Regions from separate parts of the Homo sapiens genome. Here region 2 is linked to region 1. Evidence: read pairs that join two places in POLR2A ChIA-PET (ENCODE). Cell type or tissue: MCF 10A. All regions are shown on one strand. Links, peaks and the distances in the headings refer to the core of each region. The heading gives the core; the rest is flanking DNA. Region 1 holds the start of S100A4 (S100 calcium binding protein A4). Region 2 holds the start of S100A16 (S100 calcium binding protein A16).

Region 1 (9,743 bases), core at 1,217-9,216:
CCAGACTCTGGCCCAGAGCAGTGCACACAGAGACGGGTCAGCGGGCAGGGAGGGCAGGGGGCCTCTTGAAATCTCCAGGATCATTCCAAAACCTGGATCCAGAGGCTACGCTTGAATAAGGGCCTGGATTCCAATAGCACAGCCACCCTCAGCCAAGGGAAGAGACAGATGGAGCTCAAGTGACTCAGACTCAAAAACCACTTCCCCCTCAGGGAGGAAGGAGGCAACACCCACGGAACTTGAAGGCTGCAGGTTAAATCTGTGGAGAGTCTTCACCTCCAGCCCAAAGCCCTCCCTGCCATTCTTGAACCAGACCCATCATTCCTCTCCCACCACAAAAACCTCAGCCTCTCCCACCTCAAGGAGACTCAGCTGGGACCACAGTTGAAGGCAAGGGACTCTGTGCACCTGCAGGAGCATCCTGGCTAGTCCAGACCCCCACCTCCACCCCAGAGCCATTTCTCAAGAAATTCCAAAGGCTCTGCCCTCTTCTCCCTGAGCGCATGCCCGCTTGTGGGGCCAGGCCTCCTTGGTGGAGGTCACCACCACTTGTCACCCTCATCATCCAGCGTGACCCACCAGATATCAGATGAACAGAGACATAGGAAGGAAGGACTTACCACTGTGGGAGTGAGCCCAGAGAATCCAAGCAGCAGGCATAGCCTCCCTCTCACTGCCTTCTGCCTTTATTTCCCTGATCTCTGTCCCTAGGAATCCAGGGGAGAGAAAGGGCCCATGAGAAGTTGTTGGGGACTTGAGGATGCCCACGTCAGAGCCTCCCGGGATGGAGCTGGGGAGAAACCCCTTCTGCCAATCTCACCTTCCTTGTTTACAAACAAGGGCTGGGGACACACTGAGTTCCCATAGCACACACGTCCCCAATCCCAGAAACTTTACTCTTCTGACCAAAAATCAGAACTCAAAATCTGAAATCTGATGGAACAATAAGCCGAAGAAGGGAAACCAGGCTGTCCTGGAAAGAAAACCTCAGAAGTGTGGGACAAACACAGGGCACCATCTCCCCGTGTCCTAGGAAGCTCTCCACATCGGGCCCCTCCCACCCATCCTGCCACCCACTCCAGGAGTAGAGAAGACAGCCCTTGAGATGGGGATCAGTGGAGGAAGATATTTTCTGCGAAGGATATGGTCAAGGTCATGAGCTAATATGGGCCCAGAGGTTTTTAAAGGGCTTTTAAATGAACGATTTCTTCTAGGCCTCACTGCTCTTCACAGGAAAGGCTCGTCGGAGACTCTTGGCATGGAGGACTGAGAATCAGGAATAGGGAAGGTGTCCAGCGAAGGGCTAAGGCCCAGCACTGGGGTAGAGGTTGTGGATTGGGGAGGGGGGTTCAGGTTCAGGCTGCAGTCAAGGAGGAAGTAGGGGCCAGGGAGAGTTTCCTGTATCCCAGGAGACACTCAGACATCGTTCTACCACAGTAGAACAACATACTTCTACCACCAGTCCAAGAACAGACCTGGGCTCAGGGTGTAGTACCTATCACTGCTGCAGTCCCACCCCAGCCTGGGGGGCCTCCCCACTGCTCCCCACTCCACCCCACCCCCAGCTGGCAAGATTGGAGAGGCAGCAGGGATTGGTTGCTATGCAGTAGGCATCTCTGAAGGAGAGCGTGACCTGGGTGGAGGCCCCAGGGAGGGCGCTCCCAGGGAGGGTGGATGGAGAGGGCAGCGGAAGGCAGCAGACTTTCTCCTGAACTGAAATTCCTCCCAAGTCTCTGTATTCAAACCCTGCGGGAACATCTGAGTCACCTGCCCCACTCCTCTGAAACCTGAGAGAAAAGCCCCATGTGATGAGAGGAAAGAGGACCCTCAAGAGGAGGTCAGTGGGACAAAGCCCTCCAGCCTCTGCACCTGACCTCCATGCACCTCTTCCTAAAAGATCCCTGAGTCACCCAGACATGGCCTTGAAGTCTAACCTCAACCCACCACTGCACCCTGGAGCCACTGGCCTTGAACCTACCTAAGGGGAAGCAATATCATGCCTTATATTTTCTGGGGGGAAAATAATCTCAATTTCATTTGTCAGATCATATATGTGGAATTTTGTCTCCAAAACTATGGTCACCTTCCCACCATTTGCCTCACTCCCACTCCAGCCACTGACCCCCACTCATCTCTTCTGAGGTCCCCTGTCCTTCTCTGAAGGAGCTTGATTCCTGACTGATAACAGATCTCATCCAGGGACCTTTATGGCAGAGACGGTGGATTCGAGAATGCCTATATTCTCATGCTGCTGCAAACAGCGGGTCTCCCTCCACATTGCCCTCCCTGATCCTACCACGCACAGGAAAGGATTAATCCATCCCTGTGGTTTGAAGCCAATGATCTGGAAGTGGGTGGCAGGACAGGGCCTGGACTGTCAACGTCAGCACTGAGTGCCAGCCCTCCTCCCCATCCCACTCTCGCCTAAATACTTCCTCCCTGCAACTCAGCCTTATTCTTTTCCCTCCGACTTACTCCCAGGACACCCAAACTCCATTCCAGACCCCAACCAGGAACAGATATGACCTTCAATTCCAGCCTCGGTTCAAGATCCTGCCAGAGGCAAGGTTGGAGAGAGGTGGGAGGGGTAAGTGGGCTGGCTGAGATCCCACAGCTGGGACCTTCCAAACCTTGGCAGGGGGGTGGTGAGGGGTCCCCTTCTCGGCTTTGACCACACCGAGTGAACTCTATTGCCTGTGCACACACACTGTTAGTCACCCTGCATCCCTCCCCTAACTTCACTGGTCTGCTGTCCATAAAACTTCAGCTCAACTCCCAGCTCTCCCCACCACCACCCCACAACATATCCCTCAGTCCCCAACCCACGCCCCCAGAGTCTCTCAAACCATCAGCCTCAAAACTTCCAAGAATCTTTATTGAACTTGCTCAGCATCAAGCACGTGTCTGAAGGAGCCAGGGTGGAAAAAAAAAAGTGCCCACTGGCGACAGGGAGGGCCCCAGCTGGCAGACCCCCCAACCACATCAGAGGAGTTTTCATTTCTTCCTGGGCTGCTTATCTGGGAAGCCTTCAAAGAATTCGTTACACATCATGGCGATGCAGGACAGGAAGACACAGTACTCTTGGAAGTCCACCTCGTTGTCCCTGTTGCTGTCCAAGTTGCTCATCAGCTTCTGGAAAGCAGCTTCATCTGTCCTTTTCTGGAGGGAGAAGAGGCTACAGATAGAAAACAGAAGCCCAGTGGGTGGAGCCAGGACCAGACCCAGTTTCTACTCCCAGACCAGAGTTCAGGGAGGCTCCTTTGGGAGGTCCAGTTTGGAACTCCAACCCTCAAGGCTAAGCTAGGGTGGAGAAGGTGCTCCTTGGATAAGGAAGTCTGAGTACCTGGTGCAATGGAAAAATGACGGGACCACTACATTTTCACCCAAGGTTGTTCTAATAATCCCATGAGGTAGTAATAGTCATGAAAACAATATATAAACTGTGTTATGTTTGATACAAATATACATTGTTATTGTTTGAAGGGAACGTCTGCAGGCCTGTGATCATCTCCACATCTGTGTCTTCACATCTACAAGCCAAATAGAAACTCAAACAGTGTCCACTGTTGGAGTGATGGCAAGAGTCAGACAGTCCCGGTCCGGATGGCAGTTGTGTACACTGACCACCTTGGGAAGTTACTTAGCACTCTGAGCTTAGTCTTCCCTTCAGTTAAGTTGTGCAAAGCACCTGGCAGTGTCTGACCCATTCATTCTCAGCCCTCTTTCAGCATGGGGCCAGGCAGTGAGTGGTGGTGTTCAATGTGTTTCCACCCCAGGCAGCCACCCCACTGATAGATGCCCTCTGTAGCTAATGCTCTAGAGCAAGACTGCTGCCCTCCTCTGTGGGAAATGCCCCACGTGGGGACTCACTCAGGCACTACCCACTCACCCCCAAGAAGCTGGGCAGCTCCCGGGTCAGCAGCTCCTTTAGTTCTGACTTGTTGAGCTTGAACTTGTCACCCTCTTTGCCCGAGTACTTGTGGAAGGTGGACACCATCACATCCAGGGCCTTCTCCAGAGGGCACGCCATGACAGCAGTCAGGATCTGGGAGCAGGAGGCACAGAGACCGTCTTATTAATCCCACCCCTCAGAGATGTGTTCAGAATGCCAGGCTCCACTCCCATCCCTCCAGGAGCACTTGGCGAGACTCTGCTCCCTCCCTGGGGGAGCCCAGAGCAGTGGGCCCCCGCACCTGGCTGGGAGGGTGTGCACAGTGGGGAACACATGCTCTGGGCAGTGAACATTTGCAAGATCCGCTGCGCAAGCTCTGGAGATTCGGGCAGCAAACTCCCAGGGCCTCCCAGGCCTTGCCTCAACAACAGCATTTTTTCCACCCCTCACTCAGTCTATCCACTCCCACAGCTCAGCCACAAAGGCCCCGCCCTTGCCATTCTTTTCCCTCCCAGAACTGGGTGTGGCTGCTGGAGGCCTGCCCAGGGGCCTGCAGTGGAAAAAACCAGCACAGCCGCTTAGCTCTCAGCATGGGGAGGGGCAAAGTGAGGTGGCAGAGGCAAGGGTTGGAAGAGAAGCTGCAGAGGCCATGCACCTTCTCGAGCTGGGCTGCTGCGTGCAGGGCAGAGGCTCATGGGGCACACCACCAGACAAAGGCCCACAGTTGCCTTCTGCCTTTCCTTTGCTTCCTGCTCCCGAGTGCGCAACCCAGCAAACATGAGCCAGTGCAGATACCCACAGGCACATACATACCAACACGTACTATAGCAACAGCGTGTGCAAGCCCACATCTCAGAAGCACCTGGAGAGCTCAAATTCAGTCACTTGCTCACTTTTCTGTTTGTTTTTTCCTCCGTCTTACGTGCATGTGTGTGTGTGCCATGCACACCCACGCACACAATCCACCCAGAGTTCCACATCAGAATCTCACATCTGGATCTCTTTAGCACATCTGGCCCCCACCAGCCTCCCCTTCTCCTTCCCCAGCCCTGGCCTCTGACACCCCTTGCATGCCAGTCAGGCCAACACAACTCACCAAACCAAGAAAGAAGAAGCGCTGAGGAGAGAGGGTTGTAGAGAGGGGAAGAATGGGGACGGCCCAGAGGTCTGACCTATTTATACCCCAGCCAGGCCCTGCCCATAGCAGGGGACAGGGGAGAGCGGATACTGCCTTCCTGCTGTGGGCTGATGCGGTAAGTGCCACAGCACCCTCCACCAGCCCAGCCGTGGAACCAAGCCTCCTGTTCCCAGGTGGGCACCCGTGGGTAACGGGTAAGCCCTAGCGGTTACTAGCAGGGGACTGGATGAGATGGGCACCACCCAGTGTACATAGCTCAGCCTGAGTTTTAGAGAGGTGGAGGAAGGGGCAGCCTGTGCCTGGAGCATGGGGGACAGGGAGTAGTCCCATGGGGACCTAGGAAAGGAGATGCAGGGGGTGGTGGGTGACAGGTGGGAGATTGCCCTGGAAATGTGGTGACACAAAAGCTAGGGGGGAGATGGGAGGATCGCCTGAGGCCAGGAGTTCAAGACCAGCCTAGGCAACATAGAGAGACTTCTGTCTCTATAAAAAGGAAAAACAATTTTTTTTTTTAATTAGCTGGGCAGCATGGCTGTAGCCTGTAGTCCCAGCTAGTCAGGAAGCTGAGACAGGAGGATCATTTGAGCCCAGGAGTTCGAGACTGCAGTTGGCTATGCTCAAGCCACTGCTCTCCAGCCTGAGCAACACAGAGGACCTTGTCTCTTAAAAAAATAAAGATTCAGAAACAAAAACTGGGGTGGGGATCCCCATGCCCGGTACTGTCTGCCATGCCAAGTAAGGCTCAGGGTCGGGGCGGGGGGATCTGGAGGGGAACAGGCTCACACCCAAAGGAGGCTCTGGGACCACCTCAGGAACGTCAGTGGGAAAGGTCCTGGGTGAGGTAGTGATGGAGTGGAGTGGCAGTGAGGCGTGGGGGCTCACGGATAGATCTCAGGTTCGGAGAGGGTATCAGGAGGGGCCATTTAAAGTTGGGATGAGTGTCAGGAATGAAGAATCCAGGTTGGGGTGGAGAGTTAGAGGTGAAATGGCATGAAATAGGGGAGTTATAATTCGGGTCAACCTCTCAGGGTGGGCTACAAACCCAGTGAGGGTTAGAAGTAGGGGGTTAAGGCCCTCAGGGGGCTGCGGCTTCAGGGATAGGGGCTAGCTCAAGTTATTCCCTTACCCCTCCATACAGAGCACCCCTTCCTGGCTGGGAGAAACACCTCAGACACCCTAATCCCATTAGTGCTGCTCTCTGGGCTCCCACAGCCCGAGGCAGGGAACAAACACCCCCACTGCACCCACGGCCCCACCCTCCTCCAACCATGAGCACTGAGTCCCAGGGGAAACTCAGGCAGTCCTCTCTCAAAGATCCCAAAGAAAGAGAGAGAGGAAGGGAGGACAGGGGTCCTTGTTTTGTCCCCACGCCCTCCTGCTGGACCCTGGAGGCCACTGCATTTCTGCAGGGTCTGCAACTTCCCTCAGGGAGCACCCTGCCCCTGCCCTCAGCTGCCTTCCCGCAGTGGAAAAGGCCAGAGAGGAGCAAAGAGCTCAGGAGACGCGTCCTCAGAGAAGAACCAAACAAAACCAAGCTGATGCCAGTTTTTTATTAGGAGTTAAATAGGCCCTTTCCCATCGTGGTCTCATTGGTGCACGCTCTGCTGAGCCTCGAGGGCCTCAGAGCAGATCCCGCCTCCTCCCATCCACAAGGGAGGCCACAGGGGTGCGGCAGGCAGGCTGGGCCCCAGAGTGGCTCTACCCCTCATTCGCTGGGCATCCTGAGGAAGGAGCCCTCACATCTCTGGGCCTCCTAGGTAAAATGGGTTAACTGATCGCAGAAGACCTGGGCAAGTCCAGATTGAAAGGGGTACAGGAGAGAGGGTAGGAGGGGGTGTGGGAGACATGCCCAGCCCCCGACAGCCAGCGCACCCCCTGGAGCAGAGGCTACTGGGAGCAGGGGGGCTCTGAGGGGCAGTCCTTGAAGTACTCGTGGCAGTAGAGACAGAGGCAGGCAAGTGAGCGCACATACTCCACAAAGTCCACCTCGCAGTCCTTGTTGGTGTCCAGAACACTCATGAATTTGTTGTAGTCACATTCCCGAAACTCAGTCTGTGCAAGGGAAGGGTTGGGAGAGGTAAGGGAGTAGGATGAGGAGGGCAGAACAGCCTCACACGCCACCTCCCTCCTTCCTCTCCCAAGTGGACCCACCCCACCCCAAACTACACCCTTCTGAGGGCCGACTTCAACCTCCCTGCTCTGATAATGCACTCGTTGCAATCCCCTCCCAAATCTGTCCTCTCAGATTATTAATCGAGCACCTACTATTTGCTACTGAGTGCCTACCAAGTGTTAGGCATTCTTCATGGTGCTCTCACTCAGTCCTCTCAACAGCTCTGCAAGGCAGCAGGGATGATTGTCATCCCATTTTACAGATGAGGAAGCTGAGGTTTCTGCTGTGTCAGTTCTCCCCCTCCCACTCCCTCCTCACAATCCAGCCCCCTCCCTTGCTGTCCTGTGCTCATGCTTGTTGTCCCCAGGTCTCTCTTTGCAGAGTCTAGGCAGTGCCTCCCCCCGGAGGAGGAGGGGACGGACACTCTGACTGCTCACCGGGGTCCAGGTGGCCAGCTCCTTCTGCAGCAGCTCCTTGAGCTCCGCCTGGCAGAGCTTGTATTTGTCCCCACAGCGCCCTGCGTATTCCTGGAAGGTGCACACGATGGCAGCTACCGCCTGCTCCAGAGGCCTGGCCATCCTCACTGTCACAGAACAAGGGTGTGGCTCACAGCAGAGTTCCAGGCCAGCCCCCCAGCTCACCTCTGCCCTCTGTGTTTCTCAGAGACTGTTCCCAGACCCATCTTAACCTCCATCAGGCTTCAGGCCCCGCAGTCTCCCCCTCCTCTGAGTAGCCCTCCCAGACCACACCAGCCCCTCCTAATTTATCCCCCTGCTGTCCTGTTGTTATTTCCCCATGTAGAGGTCTCATTGCCCCAACATCGCTGTAAACTCCTCAGAGAGACAGCATCCTACCCCACCACCCACACACCCCACCGTGGGGCTCCTTAAGCACTCTCAGATTATCTGCCACCTCTTCTTATCCCCAACACCCAGGGATGGCTCGGTCCCAGTCTGCCCCAGCCCATGAGATGCCCTAGAAGCCTCCCTCCCTGCAGGAACTTGCACAAGGAGAGCCTGGCCCTGTGCTTCTCTGCCCTCAGCCCTTGGAGAAGCTAGGCCTTAGCAGGGAGGGGCAGGTCTGAGAGGCGCCCCCACAGCCTCACCACCACTGCCCTCACCCTGCCTCCTGCCCTGAACTCGAGGAAGCTGCACCCAGAAGAAAAACTTGTGGGATCCTCTCTGCCTGTCGCCAGCTGTGCAACCTTGGTGAGCCATTTGTCTCTCTGGGTCTCAGGGGCGGGGCCTGATCTGTAAGTTGGGGTTCATCTCACCTCGCTGGCCCAGTCAGGAACCTGAACCAGATGGTCTCTTGAGAGTTGACCAGTTCGGGTGTTTACCAATCTGAGACTGGCCTCCCCTGAGGTTACCCTCCCGACCCCTGGGGGTTTTGAGCAGGGAGGTTCTGTATAGGGATACTCTGTTCTATTGGAGGGGAAGCCCTTCCTGGAATTGCTCACCTCCCCCCACTTCCACTGTCCCCTTCCACCGCCCTTCTGGGATGATGCCTCCAGCCTGGGAAAACCCGAAGGCAGCCAGGAAGGCAAGAGTTTTTTCCATGCTAGCCCAGTGACTCACTCCTGATTCCCCCACGGGACAAGAGTCCTGCAGCACAGGGCGGCCAGGGCCAAGACTCTCCCTGAAGATTTGCCCACTGCTGGGCCCCCTGCTGGGAGCAAATGGCTGGCATGGTTGTGGCTGGCAGGAAAGTAGGGGAAGGGGAGTGGGGAGTGCCAAGCACTGCCAGGATTTAATTCATTGTAAACACCCCAGGATTAGAGCAAGGTGTCCAGGTTCCCAGGAGAGGAAAGGGCCATGATCCTCAGAAATGAGGAGACTCAGAGGTGAAGCAAGGAGGCAAGGAGCAGGTGAGGGGCCTGATCAAGGGGAAGACCAGAGCCTTGAGCCCAGTGCTCCCACCCCAAGGCAGACCTTAGCTCTACACACCTCCCTGCCCAAACTTCCCCAACAGCCCCTCACTGTGTAAGGAAACCTCTGCGTCCACTATATCTGACTTCCCTCCCCGTGTCAGGCCCGCCTGTGGTCATCTCTCTGCTTCCAATGCCAGACCCTGGGTCAGGAGTCAGGCTGGCTACTGGGGGTCCCCAAACTGCCCTGACACTCAACCCAGGGCAGGACCCAAGCAGCTGGCACTCACCACTGGTGCTGGCGTTTCAGCTGTAGGAGCTTAGAGACAGGGCGTCACTATTTGTAGCCTCCCAAGAAAGGAAGGAAGCAATTATGGGGGACACAAGTAGGTCAACACTGAGGATGCCCTCAGGGATCCCTCAGCAGACCCATTACAGGCCCCACCTGCCCACCTATCCACGCACACATCAAAGGCCAGTCTGGGCTCAGACACCACTCCCCTTTCATTCCCCATCTGCCCTCCCCCAGAGTTGGGAACAGGGGACAGTCTCCTGCCAAGTCCTTCCAGCTCAGTTGGAGGAGACAGTCTGGCTTATCCATCACATCACAGCCCCATCTCTTCACTCTGCAGAGGCCCCCAGAATACCAAGTGGGGACACACTTCTGCCTCGCTCAGGTTGCACCCCTACAAATCTCTATTCCGGGTAGAACTTGGAGAGCACGTGGCTAAGC
Region 2 (9,743 bases), core at 1,383-9,382, 65 kb after region 1:
ACACATAGACACATCATTCTTCTGAGGACCCTTAGATTGACCCCAGGAGGAGCCCTAGCTGCTCTTCCCCATTCGACGCCCTTTTGCAACAAGAAGTAGCCAGAAGGAGTCGTCGCCCAAAACTCCCTAACAGCAGTTAGTGTGGCATCTCCACAGGGGGGAATGTTGTAGGAGTTATTAAGAAATTATTTTAGGCAGATAGAGAGGAAAATGGGTCCTTGGGTCCTTGGGAAGTTTTTTGTTTTGTTTCTTTTTCTTTTTTTTTGAGACGGAGTTTTGCTCTTGTCGCCCAGGCTGGAGTGCAATGGTGCGATCTTGGCTCACCACAACCTCCGCCTCCTGGGTTCAAGCGATTCTCTGGCCTCAGCCTCCCGAGTAGCTGGGATTACAGGCATGCGCCACCACGCCCGGCTAATTTTGTATTTTTAGTAGAGACGGGGTTTCTACATGTTGGTCAGGCTGGAGTTTTCATTTTTTTGAAGCATCTCCAGAAAAGTTTCTTGTAAAGCCCCGGCTCTTAGAGCCAGGTTGGCAACCTTTGATATGCAAATGCAAGCCCTTAGAAACTGGGTCCACCCAAACATGGTGATTCCCCCGGCCTTCTTGCCCTTTCCCCACATGTTCCTGGCAATGTGGCTGCCCTCACATATCCCCAGGTGTGTAGACCTGCATTTGCATATTAAAAGGCTAGGGTGGGGCAAGGTGCGGTGGCTCACGCCTGTAATCCCAACACTTTGGGAGGCCGAGGCGGGCGGATCACCTGAGGTCAGGAGTTCCAGACCAGCCTGACCAACATGGAGAAATCCCGTCTCTACTAAAAATACAACAAAAATAGCGGGGTATTGTGGCACATACCTGTATTCTCAACTACTCGGGAGGCTGAGGCAGGAGAATTGCTTGTACCCGGGAGGCGGAGCTTGCGGTGAGCCGAGATTGCACGCCATTGCACTCCAGCCTGGGCAACAAGAGTGAAACTCCATCTCAAAAAAAAAAAAAAAAAAAAAAAAGGCTAGGGTGTGAGGGCCAGCTTTTTCCGAGGGCTACGTGAATGACACGCATAGTCAAACCAATCCCCTGAGCCCTATACAAATCAGACTCCTCCTCCTCCAGCCTCTGTATATATACCTAGATGGTATCTGTGGCAGGTGGGGTTCCCTCTCTCAGCTTTGGGGCCTCCGTCCCTCTGTCTCTGTACAGGGGAGCTTCTTCCTTCTCCCTTCCGTCTTGCCCCTTCTTGCCTATTAAACTCTCCGCTCCAAAAAAAAAAAAAAAAAAAGACTAAGGGTCATGGTCCCTCTCTCGTGGAATTGCAGTGAGGACTAAACGGGACTTACAGTGTGCCTGGAAGTTGAATTTGAGTCTGAGTCTGGGCTAAAAGGGCCCAGAGATGGTGACCTAAGGCCTTTGGCCCTTTATGGAGGAGGATGGAGGGAGCTGCTGGCCCACAGCTGACAGTGCCTGTTGGAATTTAGGAGTTCTGGCTCCTTTCTTGCTCTGCCTTTGAGGTTCTTCTGTGAGATTCTCTCTTATCACAGGGCCCAAGGGCTAAGACCACCAAAGCATAAAACGTTTCCAAGGAGTGGGAAGGTTTTAATGAGCATCCCAGAGGGACCAGGGGATACAAACTCCAAATCCAGCCTTTATATCATCATTATTTCAAGCAACAGGAGGAGGCTCAGCCTTGCTTAGCTCATTCCCAGATGAAGAGGCAGCTGGAGGGAAGTCCCTGAAAGTGCCTCTCTACCCAGCAGAGGGGCTAAGGGAAAGTGGAGAGGTCTCTGCTGCTGCTGCTGCTGCTGCTGCTGCTGTTGCTGCTACCACTGCCACCAAGAGCAGGGAGACCTCAAGCACCAAGCTGACCTTTGGAGGTCAGGACGGACCCAGAATCAGGCAGGAATTTGGCAGGAACATCAGACATTGGAAGGTTAGATGAGACTGAACAGGTGAGAAAACTCTTAGGGTCCCCAGACAGCATTGAGATCTCACAGAGGGGCCCCAAGGGCCTGCGACTCCAGGAGCTGAGACCCCCCAGGGAGGGAGGTACCTCTAGACTGAGACACTCACAAAGGGACCCCAGTTCAGCAAGGGTCAGAGGAAGGTCTGGAGGGAGAAGAGAGTAAAGGGCCCTGGGTGGGCAGGAGGCTGAGGAGGGAGCCTGGGGAGAGCACCAGGGCGGGGCATCAGGCCAGTGCCTGGAAGGTGTGGCCAAAGGGGTCTCTAGCTGCTGCTCTGCTGCTCCTGCTCATGGATGAGTTTGGCGATGGGGCCGGTGATGCCGCCTATCAAGGTCCAGTACTCATCGAAGCTGATGCGCCCATCATGATTGGCATCCAGGTTCTGGATGAGCTTATCCGCAGCCTTCCGGTTCCCTGTGTCCTGGGGAGGAAGCAGGGTCAGCAATGCTGATGGTGGAAGCCCCAGAGAGACTCCAGGCAGGACCCTAGGCAGAGACCCAGGATCTGGCCTGCACAGCTGCTTCCCTTGGGAAATGCAAATATAGCCCTCACTGGCTAGGCCTAAGCATCCTGAGAAGACAGAGGCCTGGGGGTGTAGAAGACCCTGGAGTTAGCGGGGACACTGGAAGGATAGAGGCCTCAGCAGGGAAAGACACCCTCAGAGGCCAGAGGCTTGCAGGGGAGGGAAGGGGAGAGGGAGGCAAGGCCCTTGGGTGAGAGGCCTTACCGACAGCATGTGGTTCAGCTCTTTCTGGAGCATCTCGCGGAAGCTGCTCTTGCTGATCTTGTTCTTGACCAGGCTGTACTTAGACACATATTTGTAGAAGTTTTCCACCAGGACAATGACTGCCTTCTCCAGCTCCGTGTAGCAGTCTGACATCTCCCTGCTTCGCCTGCTGGCGGGGCCTGGACACCAGGAGGAGGGGAGATGAGAAGAGACACCCACAGGCCATACCTCCTCCTCCTCCACACCCACCCTAGGCCCTGGGTCCCTCCTCCTGCCTTGTTTCTGGTCCCTGGAGAAGAAGGTGGCAGGAAAAGGGGAACAGAGTGGGTGGGGGAGAGTGAGCCCTGGAATGAGAACTATGCGGCTCCTCTAATCCAGGTGCTCCCCAGCTCAACCGCCTCAACAGGTTCTCCAGGCCCTGCCCCAGCCCCAGGCACCAGGTTCCAGCCCTAGGGAGCAAGATCCCTAGTGTCAGAGCCCTACGGGGCAAGAGGCTCTCATGGGAAGAGAAGAGTCCACCTGTTCTCCCACCCTGCTCCACAGCTGGCCCACCTCTCCCGGGGCCAAGCATGGCTGGGACAGCTGGGATGAGCCATGGAGGTTAGGGGCAGAGGCTACTGCCTCCCACTCCCAGGACTGGCTGAGACCCCAGCCCCAGGCAACAAAGCAGAAAGGAAGATGTAGGCCTTCCCCAATCCCTTGCCGGGCTCCAGGACAGTGAGTCCCGGGTCTCAGAACCTGGCTGCCCCTTATGGGAAAGGACAAGGTCCAGATCAATTGGATCAGATTTTGTGCAGCTCTCCCAACACACCCCGCCACACCCTGCTAGCCTCTCCTCCCTTATTCCCATCCCTAAATACACAGCAGGACCCAAGAACACCCCCACCCACACATCGTTACCTAAGGCGGGGGCCAAGCCCAGTTACAGCCCAGCTGGAGTCGGACTCTGGACACAGCAGCAGACTGCCAGAGGGCACATGCGTCACCCTCTCACCCCAGGACAAAAGACACTTTCTAAGCGGATACAGCCTTCTGAATAACAGGATATGAGGGGAGCAGGCGGATCTGGATCTACTCTGTGAGTCACGGCCCATGCCCAAAACCCCCCCACATCAACCCCAGGCAAATCAGACTCCCTTCCCACCCCCAAGCCCAGGAATGTGCTCCAGTCACCCTCACCCGGCGGGTCCTGGTGAAAGGAGATGGACAAAACAGGGTCACAGCCACCATAGGGGCCTGAGCAAGCCACAGTCAGATTTGGAAGGAAAGGCTGCTCGGTCAGGCCCCACCACAGCCTCCTGTCCTGCCACCTGCTTTCCGTTGGCCACTTGTGGCCATTCCTACTCCCATGCCGGCTGCCCTGCCCTCTCCAGCCAGCCTGCCAATCACTCTCGCCCCGCCCAAGCCACGCCTCCGAAGGAAGCCTGCCTTGACCCCTGCACTGGGTGCCATCCTCCCTGACTCCCACAGACGTGTCTGTCATCACCACTCAGCTAGCACTGGCTGGGGCCCACTAACTGGTGAGGCCACGGTGTCTTTCTGGGTCCTGTCTTGTTCCTTGAGACAAGCATAGTTTTTCTTACACATGGCCAATGTATTTTCTGAACCAAGCGGCGGGACTCAGACTTTAGGACAGTTTTTTCAATCCTGGATATACACCACCCCCTGCTTTTAATCTCTGCATCTCTCCAGCCCACATTGCCTGGTCCAGTGCCTTGCTCAAGGTACACGTTCTATAAATATTCCACCTCCTTCCAGCCCTGATAACGGGTATTGCACGTCCTTGACCACCTTTTAAGCTTTTTCTTTCATGAAGCCTCTTCTGAAGGAAGGGTGGGACCAGGAGGGAACAGGCCAGGAAGCAAGAAGGAAGGAGAGTTGAGAGGAAGAGTCAGGCTGCGGCTTCTCTGAAGGGAAATCCTGCCCTTGTCTTCCCTCCTCCGCCTGCCCAAACCCTCTGGTCCTTGGCTGGGAGGATGGAGCAGAGTACCAGGATGGCAGGAAGCCACACGCTTTTCCATATTCTTTTATTTAAGTGTGTAACTGCGTGGTTCCCTGTCTATACCGCTGCAAGACTTTCATACAAACACTTTAACATTTACAGTTGAAGAGGAAGACCATTGTTCAACCTGTGGTCTGTCTGCTGTGCTGCCCTTGGGTTGGAGGTGGCTCAGGTTCATGACCAGTGTTCCAGGTGATTCTGAAAACCGTGCCCATTTCTGGAAGGACTGTGCCAAGTCCACTCCCAACCAAGACTTGGAAGTGGGAAGATAATTCAGAGAAACTCCCCACACTTAACCATCCCAATCCTTGTTCCCTAAATGAGGGATCTTGTGGGAAACGGTCAGGGAGAGGAAGAGGGAAGGAAATGGGTGGTGCACCTCCCTCTGCCACTCTCCCCACAAGCTAGCCCACCTCTCCCACCACCTGCCTCCTTGGAGTCATTTCTCTGAGCTGTCTCCTCCTGGCCTTCCTCAATACCATGACTCAACCCCTGCTTGGCCTCTGGCAGCAGCCAAGTGGCCAAGACACAGATGAGCCCCAGAGATGACTCTGCCACCTGCTCCCAGGAGTACTGGGAGACCCAGAGCGGGAGCTCCAGTGCCTCAGGGCTTCAGCTCCCAGCCCCTCCTCCCAGGAATCCACCCGCTCCCCACCTTCGGTAAAATGGACAGTGCTGGAGATAACCATCTGACAAGTGCTTTTCTGGAGCTTTTTCTGAAGGAAGGATAGGGTAGCAGGCAGGCAGGGATCGTTATCCTCCTCTGCCTCCCTCCCCTGGAGGCCAGGAGACAGGATCTGCCACCCCACCCACCCCACAAGCCACCTGCTCCTCCCGCCTGCCCCATTCCCCCACCAGCCAGGCCCCGGGTCTCCTGGTTCAGGGGTCGGGCAGATGTTCTATCCCATCAGCCGCTTCCTAGAAAGGTCAAGCAGGAGGTCGTTCCTGCATTGGCCCTGCCACAGGTAGATCCTGGCCTGAGTGGACAGTGTACACAGGAGCCTTCCAGAAATGTGGGAATGGGAGGACCACGTGTCCTCCAATGGGCCCTCTCACCTCAGGCCTCCAGCCCTACCCCAATGTTCTCATTGTCTTCCCCTTGGCTGATTCATCATTGAGCAACAAGCAGTCTCCCACCCCCACCCCACCCACCTCAGCCCAGCTTGCTGACTTCTCCAAAAGCCCAAATTGCCCTGACTCCATGCCCCTGGATCCCAGCCACTCCAGCCCCACCCTCCCACCCCCAGGTTCTGGGCTCCACGCCCTCCAAATGCCTCCTAACCACCCCTAGCATCCCCAGGCTCCTTCCGTCTGGAGCTCCAAACATCCACCACACCGTCCTAAGTCCACCTTCTCTTCTCACCCCACAGACACCTCTGGAGTCTTAAGTTTTTTCCAAGTGTTGGGATGTGTCCCTAGACTCCTGTCCCTCCTGGTCACTGTTCTCTCCAGAGCCTAGCCCACTGTCAAGCCTAAGTATGGATTCTCTGTGTCCCTTCCATCTACCTGGAATTCATTTGCTCACTTAGGCACCATGAGTTTGCTTACTCATTCATTTATTGGCTCATTCATTCACTCTCATTCATTCACTTGCTCATTCAATAATGCATTCACTCTCTTGCACATTCATTCATTCATTCCCTTTTTCATTTACTCATTTGTCCTCTCTAACTTCAATATATAGGGAAGGTGCCATCCGAACTGGGCTGACAATGCCACCTCTATCAGCAAGGCTGTTTCAAATGAAATTTCTCCAGCCTCAGCTGTTCCATTCTCTGCTCCTTCCTGTGTTCTTTCTCCAATTCCACAAGGCCCTCTCCAGGAACAGCTCCCGGAGCATAGTGGGGCCTGCTTGGCCCTGCCTCACCCCTTACCATCCTCACAGGATTCTGCGTCTAACTCTCTTTGTCTCTCTCTCACACACACACACACACACACACACACACACACACCGAGCAAGGACCTCGGCCATTCCTGATCCCCTCTGCTTGGGTGACCCATCACCCTTCCACTCACTTCAGTTCTTGGAGCAAGAAGCCAGCCTCTGAAATTTTTCCAGGCAAGTGAAGTTGGAGGAGTTCAGTGTGGATCTTGCCCCCGCCTCCCCCAACACACACACAGCTACCCCAGCCTCAACAACACTTACTAGAATGTGGGGAAAGGCAGAGCCAGCTCCCCAGCACCCCTGCCCTCACCACCATCCCCACTGGGCTGGGCAGGGGAAGGCTCCCATAGTGCAGGTGGCTCTGCCAAGAAAAGCAGCTCAAGCCGGGGCCTGCCTGGGTCCTGAGGTGGAGGAGCTGCCGAGGTTCAGCCCCCCTCTCTCTATCTTTCCCTCTCCCAGGGAGCTTGCAGGCTCCCCACAGCCTCACTCGGGTTCCTCCCAGATCTCATCATCCCTCTCAAGGAACAGCTCCTGGAACACAGTGGGGTCTGCTTGGGTCGTGAGGTAGAGGGGACGCCACCTCAGCCCCCGCCTCCTCTTCTCGGAATCTCAGGCTCCCTGGAAACTGCCTGGTTCCTTCTGGACCCCATCACCTCCCCTAGGACACAGCTCCCAGAGCCCAGCAAGGCCTGTGTCCAAGCTCTGACCACCCCCAACCCAGACCAACACGCATTTGTCCTCTCCTTTTGGGGAGGATCGAGTAGCTGTGGTCAAAGCTTCCAAATACTCTGCCCCTGGAGAGGAGCTCCGTCAGCTGCTGCGGCAGGGAGGGGGTCTCACCATCCCATCCATCCCTCTAAAGGCCTCACCCAGCCCCCAACCCCCCAGGACTCCCCATTCCTAAACTGGCCTGTGGGAGAAAGTTAATAATTACCAAAATCTTCCTGCCTGCTCTCTGGCAGGCCCCTCTCCCCAGGCCCCCTTCACTGCCCCTTCTCCTGGCCTCCCAATACTGTGGGGCCCTCCGGCAGCCGAAGACCTCCCAGGCCGGGCCCAGGGTGCTCACCTGCTGCCTCAGTCTGCCTCCTCTCCAGCAGGGCTCTGGGGCCTGGGCTCTGGCACTGCCAAGCAGCTCCCTGCGCTCAGCCCAGCCGGGACTCCTCCCCGCTGCACTCCCAGAATCTGTCCCACTCCCTCCCAGCCCTGCCCGCTGAGCTGGCTCGGTGGGGAGATAGTGGCTGAGCTCCTTCTTGACTTGGCCCTGGGGTTGGGCCCTTGTTAAAGGGATACACACCTTTTTTCACACCCCTCTACCCCCATCCCAGAGGGAGTGGTGAAAACTGGCACTCCCCCAACCCCACCCTCCCAGCCCCGCAGGGGCTGAGCAGAACCTGACAGGGTAGAGAAAGGAAGGGAAGGACTATCACCTGCCTTTCTCACCTGGGTCACTGGGATCCCAGTTTCAGGGGCTCCCAACAGACAAGTTCAGTTAACATTCCAGGCCAGCCTAACTGGCCACAGAAACCTCCTTGCCACTGGGGTTTCAGGAGTAACGCCCGACTTCTGTGCTCAAATCAGAAGGCAGATGCCAGGGACCTGTCTGGCTCCCTGGTCTTCTGTCTCTAGTCTGACCCATCAGCTCTACTGAGACCCAGCCCTAAGATCCCTCATGTACACCAGAAGACTCCTCTGGAAACTCCCCACACCCCACCGTTTCCCTAAGATACCCAAGGAAACTGGCCAGCTCGACCTCCCTACACTAGGGCAGCAGCTGAAACCAAAGAGGGGCCCACTTGCCCACTCCAGCGGGAATGATATTGGGTCACTGGGCACTCACCATGTGTCAGGCTCTCTGTAAGTGCTTTACATGATGTGTGGCATTGTCCTCCTGGCAATCCTGTGGAAGTAATATTCATATCCCCCATTTTACAGATGAGGAAACTGATACTAAGAGCATGCCCAAAATTCCAATGATAAGTGGCAGATCTGAGATTCAAACTCAGGCCAGTCAGCCTGTTTCTAACCGCCCCCCACCCCCACCCACCCCATTTCCCTGGTTGTGCCAGCCAGGGCTCAGAACACCTGGACTAATATCCTTTTCCCCAAGTGTGCACACATACCCTCCTCTCCTATAAGAGGGCCCGCCCATTGGCAAAGAGGAGCCTGTCCCTCAGAGAGGACCATGTTGCCCTTTTGGACCTGGTACCACCCTCAACCCAAACCCATAGGGAAAAGTGAGTCCCCATTCACTTCCACAGCCAACCACTCCAGCCCCACGTGCCCCACCCTACCAATGACTTTGCCTTTCACCCCCAAGCTCCTCTCACCCGTGGACCCTCAGGGAGGGGGTGTCCAGTCAAGACAACATGTTTCACTTTTTTCATTTTTTTTTATTAATCAAATGATACAAAACAACCATCATTCTGTCAATGCCCAAGCACCCAGCTGGTCCTCTCCCCACATGTCACACTCTCCTCAGCCTCTCCCCCAACCCTGCTCTCCCTCCTCCCCTGCCCTAGCCCAGGGACAGAGTCTAGGAGGAGCCTGGGGCAGAGCTGGAGGCAGGAAGAGAGCACTGGACAGACAGCTATGGTTTGGATTGGGGAAGAGATTAGGAAGTAGGTTCTTAAAGACCCTTTTTTAGTACCAGATATCCAGCCATATTCCCAGCTCCATTATTCAAATCATTTCCCATAGCCCAGCTCCTCTCTGTTCTCCCCCTACTACCAATTCTTTGGCTCTTACACAATTTTTATCCCTCAAATATTCATCCCTGGCCCAACCAGTCCCCTGAGCCTCCCTCTGGTGGAGACTCCTCCACCCATGAGCTCCCCAGAGCATCCAAGACAGAGTGCACAGAGACCTGGGGAAGGAAGCTGAACTTTGCAGAGATGAGGACAGGTGCAGGCTAGGGTACAGGGTGGTGGTAGAGGAGACAAGTTTTATCTCCAGGCCCACAGTCTCTCCCCAACACCCCCCAAGAATTCCAGAGGGAGTTCTCAGTGCCCCCGGACAGGCCTCTCCAGCTTCACACTCTTGGCCGCTTCTCCAATCAGCTCCCAGAAACTCCTGAACTCCAGTTTAGAGTCATTGCAGCTGCCCAGGTTGGCAATTTTCTCTTCCAGGCCACAGTTGCTCTGAGGGGAGTGAAGAAACCATGGCTCAGGGATGCAG

Evidence for each region. ChIA-PET counts read pairs that join two places held together with the same protein. Peaks named below come from ENCODE experiments on the same cell type or tissue, not always from the same donor. Only the 100,000 strongest peaks of a DNase experiment are listed, where the experiment ranks them.
Region 2: POLR2A ChIA-PET joins it to region 1 with 13 read pairs; 21 of 35 experiments call an interaction of 5 or more read pairs at or near these places.

What each region holds. Positions count from the first base shown.
Region 1 is chr1:153,540,765-153,550,507 of GRCh38, forward strand. It overlaps S100A4 (S100 calcium binding protein A4), which reads right to left and starts at 5,042. Exons shown (of 3, transcript NM_002961.3): 1 at 4,989-5,042; 2 at 3,890-4,045; 3 at 2,857-3,159. The coding sequence starts at 4,030. The coding sequence ends at 2,995. S100A3 (S100 calcium binding protein A3) reads right to left here and starts at 8,494. Exons shown (of 3, transcript NM_002960.2): 1 at 8,417-8,494; 2 at 7,581-7,726; 3 at 6,565-7,082. The coding sequence starts at 7,721. The coding sequence ends at 6,918. It overlaps LOC101928034 (a long non-coding RNA gene), which reads left to right and starts at 4,978. Exons shown (of 3, transcript NR_125947.1): 1 at 4,978-5,145; 2 at 7,657-8,351. It overlaps S100A5 (S100 calcium binding protein A5), which reads right to left and starts at 170. Exons shown (of 3, transcript NM_001394232.1): 1 at 1-170. RefSeq lists enhancers at 3,951-4,531, 4,532-5,112, 4,923-4,972, 5,123-5,312, 8,021-8,582 and 1 more and a silencer at 8,549-8,843. In MCF 10A, for the core only: no CTCF peak of the experiment used is centred there; DNase peaks (open chromatin) are centred at 4,427 and 8,717.
Region 2 is chr1:153,605,317-153,615,059 of GRCh38, forward strand. S100A16 (S100 calcium binding protein A16) reads right to left here and starts at 7,821. Exons shown (of 3, transcript NM_080388.3): 1 at 7,636-7,821; 2 at 2,683-2,861; 3 at 1,570-2,376. The coding sequence starts at 2,835. The coding sequence ends at 2,218. S100A14 (S100 calcium binding protein A14) reads right to left here. Exons shown (of 4, transcript NM_020672.3): 4 at 8,939-9,706. The coding sequence ends at 9,569. RefSeq lists enhancers at 1-669, 3,012-4,211, 3,887-4,600. In MCF 10A, for the core only: no CTCF peak of the experiment used is centred there; DNase peaks (open chromatin) are centred at 3,705, 4,075, 5,815, 7,825 and 2 weaker places.